Linked DNA regions of Homo sapiens: region 1 is linked to region 2. Evidence: chromatin contacts called from ENCODE Hi-C or POLR2A ChIA-PET data. All regions are on one chromosome and are shown on one strand. Each heading gives the region's core, a stretch centred on a gene start or an enhancer-like site at or near the end of the contact. The rest is flanking DNA. Distances are from core to core; before and after follow the strand shown. Region 1 overlaps TENM2 (teneurin transmembrane protein 2). Region 2 overlaps TENM2 (teneurin transmembrane protein 2).

The links. A loop is a pair of places that touch in the nucleus more often than their neighbours do. ChIA-PET counts read pairs that join two places held with the same protein, here RNA polymerase II (POLR2A). Pooled maps may share reads with other maps.
Region 1: a map of mammary epithelial cell shows a loop between it and region 2 (5-fold over the local background). The contact joins two enhancer-like sites. A Hi-C loop is called at or near these places in 4 of 168 maps with a recorded cell type or tissue (chondrocyte, mammary epithelial cell and prostate gland) and 1 of 50 pooled maps. POLR2A ChIA-PET finds 5 or more read pairs at or near these places in 1 of 52 experiments (Panc1).

What each region holds. Positions count from the first base shown.
Region 1 is chr5:167,813,698-167,819,336 of GRCh38, reverse strand. All of the region lies in intron 4 of TENM2 (teneurin transmembrane protein 2), which reads right to left. Among named protein-coding and RNA genes, the nearest start is that of TENM2-AS3, 140 kb to the left of the region's middle. Within about 2 kb of position 3,261, at least 3 of the 41 ENCODE cell types and tissues checked have a DNase peak (open chromatin) inside an H3K27ac peak, as active enhancers do; they include mammary epithelial cell, where a contact is called at or near this core.
Region 2 is chr5:167,943,568-167,948,817 of GRCh38, reverse strand. The region is part of intron 5 of TENM2 (teneurin transmembrane protein 2); the gene reads right to left. It overlaps TENM2-AS3 (TENM2 antisense RNA 3), which reads left to right. Exons shown (of 3, transcript XR_941186.3): 2 at 1-2. Among named protein-coding and RNA genes, the nearest start is that of TENM2-AS3, 7.4 kb to the left of the region's middle. RefSeq lists an enhancer at 2,547-3,048. Within about 2 kb of position 3,162, at least 10 of the 41 ENCODE cell types and tissues checked have a DNase peak (open chromatin) inside an H3K27ac peak, as active enhancers do; they include mammary epithelial cell, where a contact is called at or near this core.

The sequences.
Region 1 (5,639 bases), core at 2,012-4,511, 130 kb after region 2:
TTTTAAGTGACTGTCACTTCCAATGACTTTGTCCAACCCAACTTAGATATCTTGGGAGGAAAAGCGCTGTCTGAGATGGAAGCAATGGATAGAGAACACAGTGCAGGTCAGTAGAAAAGAGCCCGGACAGGGGAAGTCCCACTCTCCAGTGCACACATTAGAAAAGCAATGGGAATTGGGCTTCAGTGCAGGAAGAAGCAGGACTTCCCTCAGCAATAAATGAATGAAGAGTAGCATTAGAGAACGCGCACGCACACACACACACACACACACACACAGTCACACACCACACAATGATACAACCCAGCTACCCAAAAACTGGATGAATGGCAAAAAGTAAAGGATACAGATTGCCCTGTGGGATGATGTCACGTGAGTGTGTTGGTTCCCTAGGCCCAGAATGCTGGGTTATCCAGCCCACTAACCTTTAAGGAGGCCCTGGCCACATCTGGAAACAACTGTGCTCTCAGCTTGAAGCGGTTCCTCTCATCCTCCCCACTAAGGAATTCAACCCGCGTTGTAATTTTTTGAATAGGGTTTAAAAGCAACTAACTGGAGCGATGAGAACAGAGACTGTTCCTTGGGATGCAGATTATTGAAGAAAATTATATCTTTTTCCAATAACTAAGTCATAATCAACTCAGAAGCTGACCTCAGGCTAAAAGTCTCAGCAAAGATCCCTTGGGACACCCTCACTGCCCTGAGTGCTGTGATGTGGGAAGGCCTAAGGGTCTGCCAGTCATATGCTGACCCCGTGGCCTTGGGAAAGTTGTTCATCCTCCTTGAGACTCAGTTTCCTCATCTGGAAACTATGGGTAATGAGATCATATTATTTTCGAGGATTCAGTAAGAAATGTAAAGTACTTAGTTAGCTCTGTGCTTAGCATCTTATGAGCTTATAACAACCCTCAGCTATTATAAATTTTCAAAATGTTATCAGTTAAATGGCACAAAACTTACACTGACGAGGTTCACACATGCATGAACCACATCTCTAAGTGCTCCCCAAACAACCAGATTGTTATTGACAATCTGTGTGCAAAGCACCGTAGTCATCACTGTCATTTGCCTTCAATAAACTTGTCTAGATGAGCTGCCCCATGACAGAGATGTCAATAAAAACTAAACAAGAGTATAAAAACTGAGAACATTAAGAGGAGGATCATGAAAGTTACCTTTTTAAAAAGGAGATTCCATAGTTTTCAACATCAACTGAACACCTTTCTGTTGATTTAACTGTAAAGTAACACTATTTCAGATTTTTGATACCCAAAACAGGGCTGCTGTTTAGGAGATGGGGGGAAGAAAGTGACCATGAGCCGCACCCTCTAGAATCTTCATCCTTCTTATCTATACATCCCGTCTCCCAAGTTACAGGGAAGAGAGGCTGAGAACTTCCAATCTAATGCAAAACTGGCATTTCCTGAAGGAGGGCAAAGGTGACAGGACAAATGAAGGGACTTTGCTCAAATTCATGCCCCCAGCAGAGCTGGGCTGGAACACACAAGACTGACTTCCTATCAAATGTCCCCACCATTCCCCCACAAGGCTGAAGGTAAAACCAGTGGAACTCATAGCCAGCGTTTCATCTCACTATCCGACAAATTGGTTTCAGTTCAATCCAGCCTCTCTACGTTAATACTGAGCTTACATGACCCATATTTAACTTTTTACTGAACATATTTTTTTTTCAGATAGTGATTGCTTTAAATTTTGATTTTAAGGTCCTACTTTGTAGAGAAAAGGTTCTACTTTTCACAGTTTGTTAAGCCATCTAACTATCTAATGGTTTTGATGGCCACTTCTAAATCTTTTGAGTAAGAAAAGCAATACTTCAAACTCTTCATATTTTATAAAGGCTGTCTTTTCATAAGATGGCATCACACATATAAGTTATTAATATCTTTGAAGAATACAGAAGTTTTTTCCATATATTTTTCTCTAATGATATAGTTAAATAGATAATTGCACCCTTTTCTGTATAAACAAATAAAAGATATCTTGAACATGCAGTTATTTGAAGTACTAATCACACTTCTTGCTTACATAAACAAAGGCTTATCAAAATTATAAGTCTTCAGAAGAAGCAGATTCTACAACATTTTCTCCTCTAAGAAATATCAGCACACTATATCCTGATGCTGGACTGAGTGAACATCATTAAGATCCTTTTCTCAATTAGAGTTCCAAACAACTCTATCGTTTGCTTCCTGTCAAAACACCTGAACAAAAATATGATATGTTGCATCATTCGCTGAAGCTATTTCTCCAGTTGGAACATGAATTACGAGTCCTTCTGAAACACATCAACCAAATCAAGTTGTAACAAGGCCCTGTTTTATTCACTGCACAGATCTCAGCTAATCACTTTCTAATACGAGTCATGATTGTGCTTCATTAAGTTAGCATTTCTCTTATTTTTCCCTTATTTAGTATGTACTTCCATGGTACATACTAATGGTAGAGCCAGCAATAAGTTGAACATTTCTTGCCTTACAAGGTGTACTTCACCCGGGTCATTCTGACTTTGCTGGGCCATTTGTACTTTTACAATGTGTGGGGTTAAGAATGCTTGTTATAAAACACAGGTCTTTCTTTGTCTCTAAATAATACGTAGGCACTTGTGGTGGTCTTTAAATTCTAGGATTTTTTTTTCCATATGGAAGTTCTCACTCAATTTCTAATGATGAATGTCTCTAAATACACACTGCTGAGGTGAAGTTGTGTCTCACTGGCGGCAGAATTGAGAAACTATCACTCCTTCCAACACAGCAACCCGAGGAACTGCCTGAGGCATCCACTTCCTGTTTCCACAGGGGCAGAACAGTTGTTTAAGGCTATCTTTAAATTGGTGGCTTAGAAAATTAAAGTGGCAGAGAAGATTCAGAAACTGTATAATCCTCATCTGAATAACTTTTGTAAATGAAGCAAGAGAAAGCAGTCATCTTGTTTCCTGAAGTTAAAGGTAAGGTCTTTAGAAGGAGGGCTCATAGCATGTTTCTTGTCTATACAAGCTAATTCAAAAACTTGGTTGATTCTAAGTTGTGGTTGGCCAAGAAAGAAGCAGGTAGAGAGATCAAAGGGAATACAGGAAGGGAGTAGAATGTGGCTCCATGTTCCCCACACCTTCCCCTCCCTTCTGTTCCGGAAACAGGTGTCTTCTGCATACTTCTTGGGATCCTTCATGATTGATAATGTGGCTCTATTGTTTTTTCTTGACTGAGTCACCAGTGAAGGTAAGGTTTCTCTATTGTTTCCCTGTTGTTTTAGCAACCACTCTCCAGGGCAACTCTCTCTTTCTGAGTTATTCTACATCAGAGGAGAAACACACACACACACACACACACACACACACACACACACAAAGGATCATAATGGGACTTAAGTGATCCTTTAGGTCAAACCCCTCATACTATGGAGGGAACAAAAAAAGGTCAGGGGAAAGAAGAGATCTTCTCAGTGTCATGTAGGGGCTCACTATGGACCTGGGAAGAGAATCCCAGTGTATACATTAGCATCCCTCTCATCTATATGGATCCATTATTTTATTTTCCCTCTCATTCTCCCACATGAACCATCCCCCTGACTCTCCCACCCTTTTCCAAGAAAAAAGATCACAGTCAATGTTTTCTTGTTCTGTGATGTCCTATTGCTAGGGAGGACAGTCACTGTGGGCATTATTCTAAGGAAGGCTTTGTAGGATTTACATAGGTTCTGTTGTGGATAGAACCAAAACTATAGGAGAAGCCATTCCCCAGAAGTGTTCACAGCCAAAGCATGGCCTCTTATTGTAACTTGTGAAGAAATCCAACCTCTTGGTCAGACACAATTGTATTTGAATCTCTTCCTAGCTGTGTAAGTCTCCCATTTTAGCCTCCCCATAAATACAACGATACAATGATGAGAATAATGGTGCTTGGTTCACTTAGCTCATCTGGGGGTTAGATTTAATATGTCATGCCTGGAAGATACTGAAGACTTGGTAGCTAGGAGCTGCTATCATCTTTCTCCCATGGGCTCAGATATATTATGGGATCGTTACAAACTCTCCCCTTTCACTTAAGTCCAGTGCAGCGTCCACTCTTTTGAGGTGAATCCTTCTCTGAAAGGCACATCTCCTGAATGGCCTGCAATATCCTGCCTTATGAAAGTCACATGAAAAGGGTTAATACGACATGTCAGATTGAGGCAGCATGAACATGTGTGATTTTCTGCTTAAAACCACAAAGAAAACAAAACTTCACACAACAGAGAACTGTGTGTCAGAGCCACAGGAATTCTGCTGTGGTTGACGTCTCTGTAGGGAGACAGACATTCCAGGAAAAGTAGATTCACACTCATCCCCACTGACCAAGGCAGAGCTGGCTCTGCCTCCTCTATTAACACATGAGGAATTTCTCTCCATCGGCATTTCCCACATTAGCCGTTTCCTCACACATTCTGGGTATTTGTTCTAGCCAACCCTTCCTGATTGGAGCTGCTGGAGCTGCAGTTTCATCTAGTCTTCAATTCTTTCCTTTACTTTTTTTCTGCAACTTGACTTATTGTTTCTGACTTTCGTTTCATCTTAGTTAATAATATCCATAAAATCACAGCTTGGATGTGCTAGCTGTACATAACTACATTTATATAGATATCTATATATATGTATGTAATATATATTTCCTAAAATATATTACAATAAATAAATATTAAAACTTTTTTTTTTAAATAAAATACTTCAACCATGTGCCTCTTAAGGATATCTTGCATACTTACACCACACAGATTGGTACATGGCACCCATATATGCATTTGGAAATACTGTCCTAGATAAAATTTTATCCTTTTTTGCTTATTGCTTTTCTTTCTTTTTCTTTTCTTTTTCTTTTTTTTTTTTTTTTGAATCGGAGTGTCTACTTTGTGCCTTTCCCCCTTCAGAATGCAGTGCCTCTGAGTGAAACGTCACCAGGAAAAGAAATGTTCTAAAAATGAGGTTTTCATTATGTCCTATAGCCCAGCTAGAAAACTCAGAGAAGAGCCTACGTGCTACTTTTCATCCTGGGGACTGATGCTTGAATGTGTTAAAATGCTATTTATTTTCCGACAGACGACTTGGGCTTGGCACCATGTAAACCCAAAGTGTTTGTAGAGATTCCCTTGAGGACAAAGGAAAAATCATCTGTATAGATCAAACGTGTATTAGCTGCATTAGCAATTGGCCCCTGGAGACTGACAAAGACCTTTTTAGACAGATTTCATTGCACGGCTTTTTAAGAGCTTTCATTGAACTAGCCTTGAGCATCACAGGTATGGGGCTTTCTTCACGTCCTAAGTGTCAGAAAAGAAAGGTGGACGATGAGAAGCTGGGATGAGAACTGCTACCTTCATTGTAGATGAACCTCAACACGATGCCCATGCTCCCGTCCCTATCAATATTTCATGTTACCAGAGCCATAAGAAAACACATCTGTTGCCTTCCTGCATTGTAATATGTAGGATGGTGGAAAGATGATTATAGCACAGGTTCAAGGATTTAAAAATTCATCACCTTCTCAATTTAGAAAGCTGATTTGTGGTTAGGACTTACGAAGGCTACACAACTGAAATGATCAACTGGGGGCATAGCCTGTTCCCAAGAAATCTGGGGAGTAGGGGAT
Region 2 (5,250 bases), core at 1,913-4,412:
CTGTAAGTTCCATACATTTATTGGGTTTAATTAATGTGCATATTACTAAGAGCTCTTCTATTACATAAATATGAAATTACATAATAATGCAATTTAAACATAAGAAACTATATAAGGTAAATTCTTACACAGTATCAACCTAATCAGTATGCTATTAGTAGACAAAAGGCAACTGTCATTAAAATATTGGTGCTGACCTGACACTGCACCTGATTTACCTTCAGTCCAGAACCTGGAATTTATTTTTAGGTACTGCGTGGCTTTTAGTCCTAGGAAGAAGGAACTGTCTTATTGGCTCTTTACTAAAAACCAGGGGAGGTATAAGTAAGGTGCCTGGAAATGATAAGTGAATTTATAGACAAGATGTTTCCTGTATGTTTAAAAATCAAGGGCTTGAATGAGCACTGCTGTCTGTCCTGCTAAAGAATGGTCTGTGCTTCTGCGCTTTTAGATTTTCTGTGGGACAGTTGTTGCCAGTTGATTTTGAGAGGGATGCCAGTCACATAGTCTGTCCTTCCTAAATGCCTACCGGTTGGCAGTGAAACTTGAGAAAAATGAAGCAGTGCTTCTTTGTTGAGTAACGATACCAATTCCCATAAAGTCAGATGTGGGAAGTGAAAAACCTTGGCATATCAACTTTTGTGTTGACTCCATTAGAGTTGCTCACACGGCATGGGGAAACAATCAATGCCCACGTTTTAAACAACATATAAAGGAAGACTTTCAGGGGCTCTAAGGAAGAAATTGTTAATAATCGACTATTGTTGTTGCATTCTGCCTAAATAAACAGCTGGAGGACGTGTTTAGGTTGGGTCTACTTTTGCCAAGCATCGACAAATAGATGGGGTGGGAAAGCAGAGACAAATTAAACCAGGCTTGTCTTGCGCCATAGTCTTCACCAATTTTTCCTGGTGATTAGAAATGATGATAAAATATATGAAAGAAAAAAATAAAAGTCAGGGCCTGCCTAGCTGCTAATAAATCACTCATTCCTGGGAATGGCATGCCAATGGTTGGTCTTTAAAATTTTCAACTCCCTCAGACCCTCAGATGACAAATTAACCACAAACTCTTTGCCTTCTTCTCTTGAACCACCTTTTAGGGCAAGTTACATCTCAATAGCAATTTAAAGTTTCTAAAAGAGGAGATGGTGTTGGCAGAGACTTGAGAATCTCTGGTTGATGATAACTGGCACCAGGACACCCTGTTCAAATTTGACCTTGAATTGGCCAGAGGGAATTGGGGGTGAGGATTTTCAAGAATAACAGTGTCTGGTTAGATCCAAGGAGGACAGAGTCTGTTGCAGATGTTCAGGCTAGTGGTTGGCTTGAATCCCTGCTTGGCCACTGACCAGATGTGTGGACACTGGAAAGTGACATATTTTTCTTTCTGAGTCGTTCACTTGTAAAATGGATATAGTAATCTTACTTCTCATACATGATTGTTAGGAGAGTCAAATGGAAATATATTTTTAAGGAGCCTAGCACAATTCATGGTACATAGCAAGCTATTAACACATATTATTATGATTATTACTATTTGATATAATTAATCATTCTGATAATAGCAATGGCAGCTATAGCAACTATGACTCTGAGGAAAATGATTAGTACCTCCTAGGGCACTGTGGGCCCAACTTTTCCAAGTCCTTTGAAATGGCAGTTCTTGGAGGGGGATATTCAATGAACATGCGGCTGCATTTGGCTGCAAAATCATCAATCTCTGACCCCTCCACCTTCAAATTTGGCCAGCAGGAGGGCAGAGTGACTAAGTGACGTGGCCAGGAGCTATTAACAGATAGTCTCAAGAGTGTCTCTGTAAGAGCCCACAAAAATAAAACGGGATTCAGAACTGCTCCATTTCCATAAGCAAAACAATTGATGCTGATGATAACAAAACAATAATATTGTCCATGGCTGCCATGAGTTAAGTTCTCCCTGTGTGTCGGGTACTGTGCCAAGTGTTGTACATAAATCATTTCAATATATTCCCACTTACTCCTAGGAGACAGGTCACTTATCATGCCCATTTCACAGATCCAGTAAGTGAGGTTCAGAGAGGTTAAGTAATGCACCAGATGTCATATAGCTTAGTAAGTGGTAGAGCTGGCACACGATCCCAGGTCTCTTCCCCTCCCAGCTGTATGCAAAGGAACCCAAAACCAGAACACAGGCACACAGGGAGGAAACAGGTCCCCTGCCCTGGCTGATATATGCCTAGCAAATACAGAGGAAAACAGCCTGGACTCATTTCTTTGCACATTTGCTTAAATGGCAGAATCCAATCTTGTGAGAAACTGGAGGGAATCGCCCACCTCAAAGCTCTGCACCACCTCACGGATGCTGCTTGAATCAGGAGAAATAGGCCAGAACAGCCAAACTGCAGTGCAATCTCTTTCTATGCCTTCCCAAAGGCCCTCCCCAAACTTCCTTCACTGTGCTGCATCCCTGGCTCCCTAACCAGCGGCGTGAGGGGCAGCATGAGGAATGAGCAGCAATTAGGCCTGTCAGGGGCAGAACCAAGGGCACACTCCATCCCAGCTTGTCCTGTCCTGCTCTGACCTGAGGTACTTTGCCAAGAGCCCAGGGATGGAAGGAATAGGTCCAAATCCAGCCTCCTCCCATATTTGAAGAGATTTCCTTATTTGTCTCTAAGTACTGGGCATGTGGGACAATGACCTTGCTTCCTCCTTCTGTCTTAACACCTACAGAATGACTTATCTCCTAAAGAATGGACTTGCATTTTTTGTTATTGACACACATATGGTATGGCTGGCTTCACAGGGCAGGTGGCCTGTCTGCAGTCTTTCTTGGATCTGGTCACTGCTGTCGCAAGCTGCAGCTGCAGCTTTTCCACATTTCAGAGTGGAGGAGAAACAAGAAGGGGGATGAAGGAGTGAGTCAAGTTGTAGCCTCCTCCTCATCTCCCCAGCCGCTGGCTCCAGCTCTAGCCAGTGCCTCTGGCCTGGGTTGCACAGGCCTGTATCAGGGGGCTGTCCTTGAAGGAAGCACCCCGCTCAGCCTGAACAGAGGGCAGAGAAAGAAAGGGCTGTGCTTGCCTGTAAGGAATGATTTATAGCTCTCTTTCTTACACAAAATATATGACCTCAGAGAAAAACATTCCGAATGCATTCGCAATGACGCACAGATCAACACTGCATAGCGGAACACGGGAATTACAGTCACAAGGAGCAATCATTTGCAGGCTCAGAATTCAAAGTTTTCCTCCGCTCTGCCTACGTTCGTAAAGGACTAGGGTCGGCAGGGACATCTTAGATCACCTAAGTCCAATAGCTCCCATTTAGTAAGCACCAACTGTGTGATAAGCACTCTACATATTTCATCTTATTTAAAACTTACAATAACCTTTAAAGCACTTTAAAGAAGATATTGCTCTCCCCTTTAAAGATGAGGAGACTGAGGTGTGGGGAGGTTAAGTAACATAATTCTCTCTCCTTAAATTTTGTATTTAACTGTAACGTATCTGTGCCCCCCCCGGGTGCTTGATTTGCCCACTGCTTATATTTCTTTTGTAACGCTCAGCACATGGTTTTATATTATTTTTGGACTCTCCTGTGCTCTCCACTAGATCATGAGTGCCTCCATTAAAAACAGTCTGTCTCACTTGTCTGTATATCCCAGCATAAGGCTACAGTGCCTGGTATAAAACTAGTGGTGATGAATGAATGAATGAATGAACAAATCATGTCCCTGGGAGTTATATTTAGAGTCTCAGAGGACAGGGATCAGAGTAGATTTCTGCCTCTATCCCTAGAGCATTCTAGTTGATTGCTGGAATCAATGATGCCCTCCCACTTAATTCCCTCATTTCTGTTACCTCTAGGGCTCCTTTAACAGGGAGATGGCTAGACACAGAGGGAAGGTGACTTCAAACTCCTCCGTCTTTGTTTGTTTTTTGGTTGTTTTTCCTGGCACTTGCTGCCTGATCACCTCTTCTGCTTTTTTAAAATAACAGTTTTACTGAGATATCATACAATTCAGCTTTTAAAAGTATACATTTCAGTGTTACTTTAGTATATTCACCAAGATATGCAACTATCACCACTATCTAATTTTAGAACATTTTCATCACCCTCAAAGGATACAACATACCCATCAGCAGTCACGGCCCAGTCCCTTCCTCCCTCCCATAGCCTCTGGCAAATGTTAATCTACTCTCTGTTCCTATGGATGTGCCAATCCTGGACATTTCATGGAAATGGCAATTCCCTCTGTTTATTATAACCACGACATCTGTCTGTTGCAGAGCTCCATCAGAGCCAGTCAAAGTTCAATCTCAAACGGGGCACACTGCCTAGCACTTAAAAAGATCTTCCCCTGGCAACCTGAAGCAGGTCCCCTGCAGGCCTTTTTTTTTTTTTTGGCTGAGACCCTGCAGCTGCTGATATTCTTCAGATGGAGATTGTTAGGTGATGGCATTTGAGAACGAGTTGCACATGTGAATGTCTGAGGGCGAGCTGGGAATTTGTTCTAGCGGTTCAGGCATGGCTGTAATCACCTAGCCAGGCACAGGCAGGGACATTTGTGGGAGGGGAAACAAGAAAGGATAAGGGGACTCGAACTGGGTGCCAAGTCAGTAGCTGCCCTTGGGTTAAGAGCTTAATAGCTATTGTGAATTTGGGACCATCCCGCCCCAATAGGGCACGTTCTCACACATGAAGGGTCAGAAAGGGATTTTAATCGTAGGTGCCACATCATTTGACCATTGCCCCTATACTCATTCTTTGCCTTCCTAAATCATCAGGAAAGTATTACTTGAGATCAGCGTCATCTCCATTAGCTACTTTCCAAGTGACAAAGACAAAATAAAAAAGACCACTTGAAATATCTGAGAAGGACCCTTCTAAAGAGAAGATTTTATTACACAGTTACGTCTGAGCAGTGCCTATCTGAGCATTTCAGTAAATCTACATTACCCTAGGTATTTTGGCCTCCTCTGGGAGAGGAAAGCCTATCAGTAGAAAGTAATGATTTTGGGTTTTTCAATTGCCCTAAGGATCTTGACAATACTATTAAGACCCATGCACTCCCTGTCGAGAAGTTTAGGAGTGAAATTATTAATATGCCCAGACGTTATGTTGATTGTTGTGCTGTAGCAGAAAATACTCTTTCTGTTATGTGAGCAGCATTATCACTTTCCCAGGCAGAGAATTGCATCAAAAATTTAAACTCCTCTCATTCCAGCTCATCACATAGCTTTTCAAGGTCTTATTGTAAAATAGGCTGGGCA